3 separate regions of the Homo sapiens genome follow, and regions 2 and 3 are each linked to region 1. Evidence: chromatin contacts called from ENCODE Hi-C or POLR2A ChIA-PET data. All regions are on one chromosome and are shown on one strand. Each heading gives the region's core, a stretch centred on a gene start or an enhancer-like site at or near the end of the contact. The rest is flanking DNA. Distances are from core to core; before and after follow the strand shown. Region 1 has its middle 170 kb from the start of LINC01832. Region 2 overlaps NXPH2 (neurexophilin 2). Region 3 has its middle 16 kb from the start of HNMT.

Region 1 (3,534 bases), core at 738-3,237:
CAAAATAGGAGTCCTGCTAGAATCCATAGGGACTTCTTAGAAGACCATTAAGAGATGTTGTATGCAACATTTACCTTAAAATCCGATCTAATCAAGACTTCTTAGGGTCTTTAAAGTTCAATCTGAAAAGAGAAAAAAATCAGTTTAGAGTCAATAATACATGAATAGTGTTATTATCAGCCTTTTAATCTTTTAACAAATAGTATTTTGTAATTTATAGAAAGATAACAATCAATGATCATATAAAAAGAGCAGATGGCATTTAACAGCTAAAAGGTGACAAAATTAGATGCGCATAAAATTAGGAAAATAAATTATCATAAACATTTACAGCCATGTCCTCCAAAATTTGTACTAATTAATTTTTTAAAACTTGTGAATTTGACTAAGTATTTAATGAAGAATTAATACCAGTCCTTCACTAACAATTCAATCCTTCATTATCAAGAGAGAATACTTCCCAGTTTATTCCATGAGGCCAGTATTAGCATGATACAAAATCCAGACAAAAGTATCTTAAGAAATTAAGACGACAGACCAGTTATCTCCTGATGAGTGCAGACACAGACATTCTCTAAAAACACTAGAAAACTGAATAAAGTAATATATAAAATGAATCACATACCTCAACCTTGTGAAATTATTTTGCAAATGCAGTGATGGTTTAACATCTAAGAATAAATCATTGTAAAATATCATATTAATAGAAAAAGACAAAAATAATGCTCATCTTGATAAACACAGAAAAGCATTTGACATAATCCAACATTTAATCATGATTTAAAAAATAAACCAGCAAAATACAAATAGAAAAACACTTTCTTGCACTAAGACAACGTATCCATTACATACTGAAAGCTTATACTCAATGAAGAAATACCCCTGGGAAGTAGGACCTATCATTTCTAAATTCTACAAATTTTAATTTAGGAACTAAGTGGGTCTTAAAATGCTACTTGGTTCTGTTGATCAGGTCTCCTAAAGAAGGAGCGTAAAACCGGGCTGGTTTTCTTGGCCATGACTAGAGTGTGGTATTTTCAAAAAATATAAAGATTTAATATTTACAATGTCAGAGGAGGAAAAATACATGCTCATCTGAAAAGATGCAAAAAAAAGGTATTTTCTAAAATTCAGTATTTTATGTTGATTCAAGACTCACAAAAACTGGTAGCATTTGCATAATTCTGTAACATTATTTATCAGATAGATCTCAAAGAGAGAAGAACCTCAGCCTGTGCTGGCATACTCCTGTCTCAGTGCCATTAGGAAAAAGACAAAGAAGCCACCGTCCCCACTAATATTTATGACTGATCAGAAAAAATAAGCAAAACCTTTAGACAAAATTGGGAAATACAGAAACAAAGGCCAAGTAGCATTTTCAGATGATCTGATTGCCTGACTGAGAAACCATGGGAACAGAAAGCAGAAATAATATTGGCAACTAAATATAACATCACTCCAAGAAGTTCAAAAGACTGCACCAATTAAGCCATGTGTGGGAGAGGCATGGAATCACTAAACTGTGAAAAGGGGAATTAGAGACTTGAGCAGAGGGACCTGCTCATCCCTAGAGAAAATCTCAATATTGCAATGAAGTTATATTTTCACCCAACTTATTTTACACATTCACTTTAGTTAATTTAACATTTTCCAAGTCATATTAATGATTACAAGGTATATAGACACACACACATACATACACATTTATTTTTCTGAGAAGAAAAGCAAGAGTAAAGAAAATGCCTAATACATGGAGAGGAAATGCATTAATCAATTAGAACCAGGTTAAGTGAGTTTCAGAAATTGATTAACATGGCCTTTAGAATTACAATGAGTAAAAAGAAGACCAGAAAACACAAAATGATGCTCAGTCCTACTAATAATGAAAGCTCTTTGGTTTATGTTTTGGAAATGGTCCCAGTGATAAAACTTATGTATAATGAAATCATGGGGCAGGCAGGAAACAGACTATGACTTATTCATATGCAATTTGTGATTCAACAGTGAAATATGTTCTCTATCAAATGAAATTTAGGGACTGAATTACTTATAATTAAGCAGTTTCCAAAACAGCAATGTAGAGAATCTCAGAAGAAACTCACATAACTACCCAACAGTGAAAAGTTTGGTGCTGTGAAAGTGGGCTCTCTAGGTGGGCTCACTGGGAGCGGGGCTCCTAGACAGTGTCTTTACTTGACCCTGAGTGTAGGTGTGAGACCGCGGGCCCTCACAGAGGACAGTGTGCAGGGCCTGTGTGAGGTGAGCAAAATCTCACAGATTTTGACAAGACTCACAAGGTCCCAGAAGCCTGGGAGTACAGAGAAGCACAAGGACCTGGGAAAGTTCTTCACCTGGGTGTGAACCTGCGCCTGTACCTCCTATGCACATGCAGAACAGCCCTCCTGCTAGCTTTTCTGTGCTTCTCACCCTCTTGTTGAATATGGCACTCTAGCCACCATTCTGGATAGAGCAGAACCCAGCAGGGAAGAGCAGGCACCTCCAGCTTAGGACAAGAGAAAAATACAGCTATTAATTTCAAGCGACTTTAAGTATATGCTGTGGAACACATGTCCTTGGAGATGCTCCATGTAAAGAAGAAATTTCATGGTAAAATAAGTTCAAAAAGCACAGCAAAATATGCCCTTCTCCTTTACACAGGCAAAAATATTATATCAAGTTCAGAGAAATCTGAAAAAAAAGTTTATTGCAACATTTGCCAAATTTACTTGACCACAAACCACTCTTTTCTTTTTTTTCTTTCACTATGAAGATACTGTCATTCTGTAGAAACAAAATTTAAGGAGAATCTTGCTTTAAAATTTTTATTTTTCCATCAGATTTTTATATTTTAATTATATTTTGATAAGGAGGAAGTTTTGTTTGAACTTTCATGTTGCACTGGAAAAGTGGAAAATTTTAGGTTTAGCTTCTGGAAGCAATGTTTGGCTAGATTATTTTAATAATTTCTCCCTCAAAAACTTTACCAAAAAAACCTGAATAATATATTATTTTAAAACATTGAAGAGAATTTAAGAAACACCAAAGCTACTTTTGACCTGCATTTGTGTCTCCTGTAAATTGGGTTTGATCATTTTGGAAGGCAAGTGGGAAAAAATTCAAAGCCCAGGACTGGCAGAAGTAAGAGGTTTAAGAGACAACTTTATGCAAAATGAGCTGGGATTTTAAAGAACTACATACTCTGAGTGAGGGTCAACCAGAAGTATACCAGGCTTCTCATGGAATTGCAACCTGAAGTTTAATATCTTGCATAGTCCATACCATCTTAAGAATTGAGTTGGTTTTAAGTAGGTCTCTGATTAGTGTAATGTCCCCAAGAGACTGTCAGAAGCAAATGTAATCTCTCTAGAGCAAAATGTCTTAATCCAAATCTGCAGATTAATTATGTGCCAACTTGGCTAGGCTATGGTACCTAGCTGTTTGGTCAAGTACCAGGTTATTTTATTTTTTAAAAAAATTTTTTTGGATACATAGTGGGTGTATATATTTGTGGAATGTATGAGGTATTTTCATAAA
Region 2 (3,534 bases), core at 506-3,005, 440 kb before region 1:
TGAGTGGCCCAAGGAAGGTCGGGGAGAGACTGAGGAAGTCGGGGAAGCCAGCTTGGGTAAAGTGTTTGGCATGGGTGGTTTAGATGAGTTATGGAGTCAGAGGTGTGTTGGGCTGCTTCAGCAGGGTGGAAAACAGACGGCGAGTGAATCAAGGTTATGTTAGGAGAGTAATGAGGTCCAGAGCATAGAAACAGAAGTCTTAGTGAGGGAAACTAATGGAGAACTGTAGGCCTGAGAGTGGTAAATTATAATAGCTTATAGTAAAATTTATCTCATAGAGTCTAGGGTGGAGGAAGGATGCCAGCTAATCAATAGGCCAGGTAACTTCAAGATAACCTTCATTTGAACTAACTACTCTGCTTGGGTTTAAGAGAAGCTGCAAACTGGAACCCTTGTGTGTTGTTGGTGGGAATGTAAAATAGTGGAGTTGCTGAAAAAAAGTTTGGCGGTTTCTCTAAGAGCTAAACATAGAATTACCATATAACTCAGCAATTCCTCTCCTGGATATATACCCAAAATAATTGAAAACAGGGACTCAAGCAAATACTTTTATACCAATCTTCATTACAGCATTATTCACAATTGCCAAAGGTGGGAACAACCCAAGTATTCATCAAGAGGTGATGAATAAACAAAACGTGGTACATACATACAATTAAATGTTATTTAGCCGTAAAAAGGAATGGAGTTCTGATATATTTACGGCATGGACAAACCTGAAAACATTATGCTAAGTGATACAAGTGAGACACAAAAGGACAAATATTGTATGACTCCACTAACATGAAATATTAAATAATAAGTAAATTCATAGAGACAGGAAGTAAGTCACCAGGGGCTGGGAGGAATGGGAGTTATTGCTTGATGTTTAACAGAGTTCCTTTTTGAAGTGATGGAATAGTTTGAGAAATAGACAGTTGTGATGGTTGCACAATATTGTGAATACAAGTAATGCCACTGAATTGTACACATAAAAGAGGTTAAAATTAGGAAGCAACCAAAATATCCTTCAGTAGGTGAATGGATAAATAAATTGTGGTAAATCCAGGCAATGGAATGTTATTCCACAGGTGAAAGAAATGATTAAACCATGAAAAGACATGGAGAAACTTTAAATGTACAATACTAAGTGAAATACTAAGACACTGATCTGAAAATAGTACTTACTGATTCCAATTAGATGATATTCTGGGCAAGGTAAAACTAGGGAGACAGTAAAAGAATTAGGGGTTGGGGAGAGGACGGGATGAATAGGCAAAGCACAGAGGATTTTTAGGGCAGTGAAACTATTTAGTATGCTCCTATAATGGTGGGTACATGTCATTATACATTTGTCAAAACCCATAGGATTCAGCAAGAGTGAACCCTAACATAAACATGGACTTGAGGTGGTAGTTATGTGTCAATGTAGGATTGATTGTAACAAATGCACCACACTGGTGGGGGGAAAGGTGGTAATGGGGCAGCTGTGGGTAGGGAGGGGGGCAGGGGTATATGGGAAATCTCTGTACTTGGCTGCTAATTTTGCTGTGAACTCAAAACTGCTCTAAAAAATAAAGTCTGTTAATAATGGTTAAGATGACAAATTTTGTTATCTCTATTTCACCAAAATAAAATAAAATTATAAAAAGAGAAACTGTGAAGGCTGCTGTAGGATTTAGGATGGGAGAGAAAGTGCAGTGTGAGCCTCCCCTGGGCAGCTGCCCCTGTTTCCCTGAGAGGATAGAAGGGGCTGTTGTACCGTCTCGAGTGGAGCCAGCACCCCAGCATCCCCCAGCGACTCTCAGAGTCAGCCTTGTGGGACCTAAATAGCTTCCTCGTTGATTGGAATTAGCTCCATTGCCAGTCCCTGCTGCTAGAATACATGTGTGGACCAGGGGAGTATTTGAAGTGCTGGTTTCTGAAGCTTTTTGTTTGGTAGAATGCCAAAGAACACAGCTTTTGCTGTCATAATTGGTCTAAATTTAAATGCTCACTTGTTTTTGTTTCAGACTGGTTTGTGTGTGCATGGACACAGCTTAAGTTTGTGGGTATAGAGTATATTTTGTCAACATGGAGAGAGTGAATCAGAGCTTTTGTTGTCTAAATCAGCCCTTGTTTTCAGTCCCGATGTCCCTATGCTTTGATAAATGTCCTCCAGCCTGTGAGTCAAGGAGAGGTTGGAATCCAACTACTTAATTGGAGGTTTTCCAGTTCACAGTAGTTAACTTTTCTGCAACTTGTCTCCTTAATTTAGAACAACATTCAAAGAATAATAAGCACTATACCTCACATTAGCTTGGCCTATTTCTAGACTGCTATATAGAGTATTCAGAACTAAAAGACATTTGTTGTCTTTCAGGAGTTTTCAGTATGATTGTAGAGGAAAAAGAAAACTCTGGAAATGTATTAGCAATGTTCACTCAAATTGCTAAATGAGCTGGTTTAATAGTTTTCAGTGAATGCAGCATTAATTTGCATATTAAATCACATTACATCTTCTTCCATTAATGAAATTATTTTTAGATTTAGGCAATCAATACAGTCCTTTGCAATATTAAAATCCTGATGTACAAAATAGTGCCAGCTCAATTGTATGTTCAGATACTTTCTAAAACATCTTAATTCATTGATACTCATTCTTCTCTCAAGTTCAAGTTCATGGCCGGGGAGATAGTTGTGAAGTGGGCAGCGTGTGTGACGGCTGAGGAAAGTAGCAGCTGTCTTGTTGTTATTGTTGTTTTTCCAGATCGGCTTTCCTGTTGTCCCATGCCAGAAAAACAATGAAATTCTGTGATTTAAACACATTTATTAAATGCCCTGTGTAGTAGGGTAAGTGCAGTTATGGACAAGACAAGCACAGTGCCACACATGAGGCTCTATAAGAGGAGACAGCCCTGGCATCTTGGGACAGTCAGATTTGTGACTGCCATCACAAATTATTTCAGTAAGAGAGAAATGGAGGGAGTATCTGTAGTAATCAGCTTGACTGTCCAGGGAGTCTTCTGACAAGGTCAGATTTTAAAAGGGCAGACACAAGTCTTACTTATTAAATTAGCTAATGACATGAGGCTTAGAGAGAGAGGGACCTATTGGCTGACAGGATTCAAAAGGATCTCAGGCTAGAATGATGGGCCAAATCCACAGAGAAGAAAGTTACAAGGGATAATTTTAAGACCTGGCACTTGGATACAAAAAGAACACCACCACCAGAGGATAAAGGATATATGGTTAGCAAGTATGGAAAAGTTTTAGTTGAAAATAAACTAAAGTTGTGAGTCATCAATATGGCAAAAGCTTTCCAAATGTGCATAAGCTTCCCAGAATGCTTATGCAACCCTAGACTGTATTAATAGACTGTGGTATTTAGTGAGAGGAAAGTGATAGCATAAAGCATTTGGAGGCAGTACACACAGATGTCAAGCAAATGCTCTTTGGGGTCAGACAACCCAGTTTTAGATCCCAGCTCCAACTCACAGTGTAGTAGAAGCTTTTCTCCCCCCCAGATCAGGCCACAAGTGATTCATAAAAATATCCAACATACATGAAACTTTT
Region 3 (3,534 bases), core at 765-3,264, 320 kb after region 1:
GGAAAGAAGTTATTTTATCTTTACTAAGTTTCTTGAATTTTTCTAGACTTCCTCTGGATACCAAGACAGAACCTGCCAGCCCCAAGTCCTCCAGGTTCCCATGGAATATCTAGTAGTAAAGAGTCCTAGCAGTTGCCTGCTATCTCCTCAGCAGCCAAAGCTGGTCCTGCTTCCATTTGTTACCTGGATCCTGGAGACCCAGTGAAGATCTGATTTATGCCACTTCTTAGTCATCTCATCTTGGACAAATACCTTACTTCTGCTGAACTTAAATCCTTCTCTCTGTAAAATAGAACATGAGTAACACTCTTCTGTCAACCTCATATGACACCTGTGAGGCTCAAATGATCTAATAAGTATCACCTTGTGCCTTTATAAATTATTCTGTACATACAAGATGAAACTATTATAGCTATTACAGTCAGCATAAAATCTTAAATCAGTTGGTGAGCTTGTTTCCTGGATGTGAATGAATTAAGCTAGTCTATTCTATGTAAAAACAGCTAGCTCTTGTCACAGGAGGATGCATTGTTTTATACCACAGCTCTGTGGTTAAATTCTGATATGACACTGACATTTTATTTTATTTTATTTTATTTTCTTAGACATGGGGTCTCTCAATGTTGCCCAGGCTAGTCTTGAACTCGTCGCCTCCCACCATACTTCCACCTCAGCCTCCCACAGCTCTGGGATTACAGGCATGAGCTACTGTACCTGGCTGAAATTTTATAATGTGTAATCTTTAAACCTCAAGGGCCTATAGGCTTTGTCATAAAAAAAAAAATCAAAAGAAAATTTTAACAGTGGCCACGATGGTTGCAGTCAGGCACATGGGTAATAAAACCTAGGCCTATAAACTAAATTTGACCTCTTACCTGCGTAACTGCAGTTTGTTAAGTATTTCACCGACAGGTACAGGTTATAAACGTGTATCAGAGGTAGAACAAAGACAAGATGGAATCACTCACCCTGTACCAGATCCTCAGATGCCTAACCTTAGTCCCTACCCGCTCAACTGCATGTACACTTTATGCATATATATCACCTATGGATAGTGTCACTGAGCACCAGTCAGAATCATAGGAATGTAACTGCTGCTTCATGGCCCTGCTTCTCCCACCTTCTGTACCACATGCATCCTTCTATTAGGAAATTATATACTGTGCCTCATGGAACCTACTTTGGAGACTCATTCTCAGTCTGCACTGAGTCTGTGTTTCCAGGCTTAAGACCCCAAACTTGGCTCAAAATAAACCTAACCATAATTTCTCTAAGTTTTAGTGCCTGTTATTTCACTTTTCAGTTGATAGCTTTAAATGACTTATTGGTGTTAAAAAATATAAGGGCTAAAACCCTTATATTTTCATTTCTATAAATTTGTATATTTATAATTATATACAAATATCAATTATATGCCATTTCAATGATTGGTATTTTAAATACATATTTTGATAGATTTGAATAATATTTACATATTTTATTATTTTTTGTGTAGTGATTATTTTACTACAAATTTGTAAATTTATAATTTCTACAAATTTTACTAGTTACTTTCAATGTACAACACTATGTGATTCTATGTTTATGTAAAGGTGGATTGGTCTAGGCAGTATGAGTTTTGGTTATGAGCCTGAAGAGCTTGAAAACTACTTGACTACAAAGCAATTGTTAACAACTTCACAGCAACTTTACAAGAACAAAGTAGTTGCTAAGAAGCCATTGCAAGTATTTGAGAAAATTCATGTGATAAAAACAATGTGTTAGTAAGAAGCAGATTAATTGGATTAAAAAATAAGTGATTAGAAAGGTAAATAATACATGAACTTGAGAAACTGAAAGAATGGCATTGCCCATAGAAAAGTAGGATCCAGCTGGAGATGTTCATGAAATTTTAGAACATGAAAAACTTTTCCAATATGGCCAGGATGAAAAGAGGAAGGAGTACAGAATATTCTTGTCCTGTAACTTGTATCCACTTTTAACGACCACTGCCACCTGGTGGCTTGTGACCCTGTTTCCACTGAAGGAAGAAACCCTGTTTATTCTTGATTTTGCATACCTAAGCAGGGATAAAACAGGATAAAAAGAACACTGGCCTGGAACACCAGGGATCTAAGTTCCTGGAGCACAGGGGTTAAAGACCATAGTATGTCTTGTTCGTTGAGATCGTTTAACTACAAATACCTATACTTCAACGATTTCTTATGAAATTTGCAGCCAAATCTGGAATCCAGAAAGAATTCTGACATGAATTAAAATCTTCAAATCCCATCATGTATGTTGAATTACTCCTTTTTTTTTTTTTTCAACAAGCCTCATGTCTCCCATCCTGTTAGACCTTGGTAATGTAAGCCCATATCTCTCTCCTGAGTTACTGAGTAATAGAAGACATGGCAAGCACAATAGCTAAGGAAAGAGGAAGTGATAGGTGGACAGTCACAGTGAGAAACCCAGGAAAAATGAGCAGCCTGCAATATTTCAAGGAATAAGTTTACAGTTGTATTTTTCTGAAGCAACATTGTGAGATGAGTACCTAGCTGCTACTGATTTTGATTCTGAGAACGAAACTTCCTCTCACGACCAACATTCCCACACCTATAACTTTGTATCATTTGCCAAGAACAACCTATTTTATGACTTCTTGATGCTTTTCTGCATGCGTTCTGCTGCTTGGAAATTCTACCCTGTACACATTTATTTCAGAAACCCCTAGTTCAAAGGTTACCCCTGCTATAAAGCCTTCCAACACTCTCTCCAAGCAGAGGCAACATTTCTTCCCTCTGTTCCACAATTGATTGCATTTTGTTTTCACCTTACTGTATTCTTACTAAATCCTCATTATACTCCTGTCTAAACAACATGTACTCTCTTAGTCTGTTTGGGCCCCTGTAATAAAATACTATAAACTAGGTATCTTATAAACAATAGAAATTTATTTCTTATAGTTCTAAAGGCTGGGGAGTCCAAGATCCAGATATTGGCAGGTTCCGTGTCTGGTGATGGTTTGCTTTTTCATAGACGGAGGCTTTTAAATATGTCTTTGCATGGTGGAAGGGGCAAGGAAGGTCTCTTTTACAAGAACAGTAATCTCATTCATGAGGTTCCTCCCATGTGATCTAATCATCTCCTAAGGGCCACCACCTCCTAATATTATCACCTTGGGGCTAAGGTTTCAACATGTGAATTTTGGAGTGACACAAACATTTGAATCATAGCATGTACAACATCTGCTTAAATGTGTATCAGTATTACTGCACTTAAGCCTTTTTGGCATCAAACACTGTGTCTTTTAAATCTGTATTCCAGATATTATTTTGGTTGATGGCTACTAGAACAAACAGTGCCTCTGTCTCACCCTCCAGGATGACAATTCTGGGGAGAAATTGAATAACCCTGTGACAGACATTGAGAACATATGATTTTATGAGGGGTAGGAGATAAATGCAGAGTTTCTGTTAGAGTTTGCATACTTGTAACATTTATGAACCCTGAGCTTTTAATCAGTTTCTTAGGGCTCAGAAAACATAGGTGGTA

Evidence for each region. Hi-C counts contacts between places; a loop is a spot of excess contacts on that map. ChIA-PET counts read pairs that join two places held with the same protein, here RNA polymerase II (POLR2A). Pooled maps may share reads with other maps.
Region 2: a loop to region 1 is called in a map with no recorded cell type, with 2.2 times the contacts of the local background. The contact joins two enhancer-like sites. A Hi-C loop is called at or near these places in 1 of 168 maps with a recorded cell type or tissue (Caco-2), 2 of 37 single-sample maps with no recorded cell type and 4 of 50 pooled maps.
Region 3: a loop to region 1 is called in a map of GM12878, with 2.3 times the contacts of the local background. The contact joins two enhancer-like sites. A Hi-C loop is called at or near these places in 3 of 168 maps with a recorded cell type or tissue (Caco-2, GM12878 and IMR-90) and 5 of 50 pooled maps. POLR2A ChIA-PET finds 5 or more read pairs at or near these places in 2 of 52 experiments (A673 and WTC11).

Annotation. Positions count from the first base shown.
Region 1 is chr2:138,266,049-138,269,582 of GRCh38, reverse strand. No RefSeq gene overlaps it. Among named protein-coding and RNA genes, the nearest start is that of LINC01832, 170 kb to the right of the region's middle. RefSeq lists an enhancer at 1,786-2,985. Within about 2 kb of position 1,987, at least 3 of the 41 ENCODE cell types and tissues checked have a DNase peak (open chromatin) inside an H3K27ac peak, as active enhancers do.
Region 2 is chr2:138,707,394-138,710,927 of GRCh38, reverse strand. The region is part of intron 1 of NXPH2 (neurexophilin 2); the gene reads left to right. Among named protein-coding and RNA genes, the nearest start is that of NXPH2, 71 kb to the left of the region's middle. Within about 2 kb of position 1,755, at least 2 of the 41 ENCODE cell types and tissues checked have a DNase peak (open chromatin) inside an H3K27ac peak, as active enhancers do.
Region 3 is chr2:137,946,396-137,949,929 of GRCh38, reverse strand. No RefSeq gene overlaps it. Among named protein-coding and RNA genes, the nearest start is that of HNMT, 16 kb to the left of the region's middle. Within about 2 kb of position 2,014, at least 2 of the 41 ENCODE cell types and tissues checked have a DNase peak (open chromatin) inside an H3K27ac peak, as active enhancers do.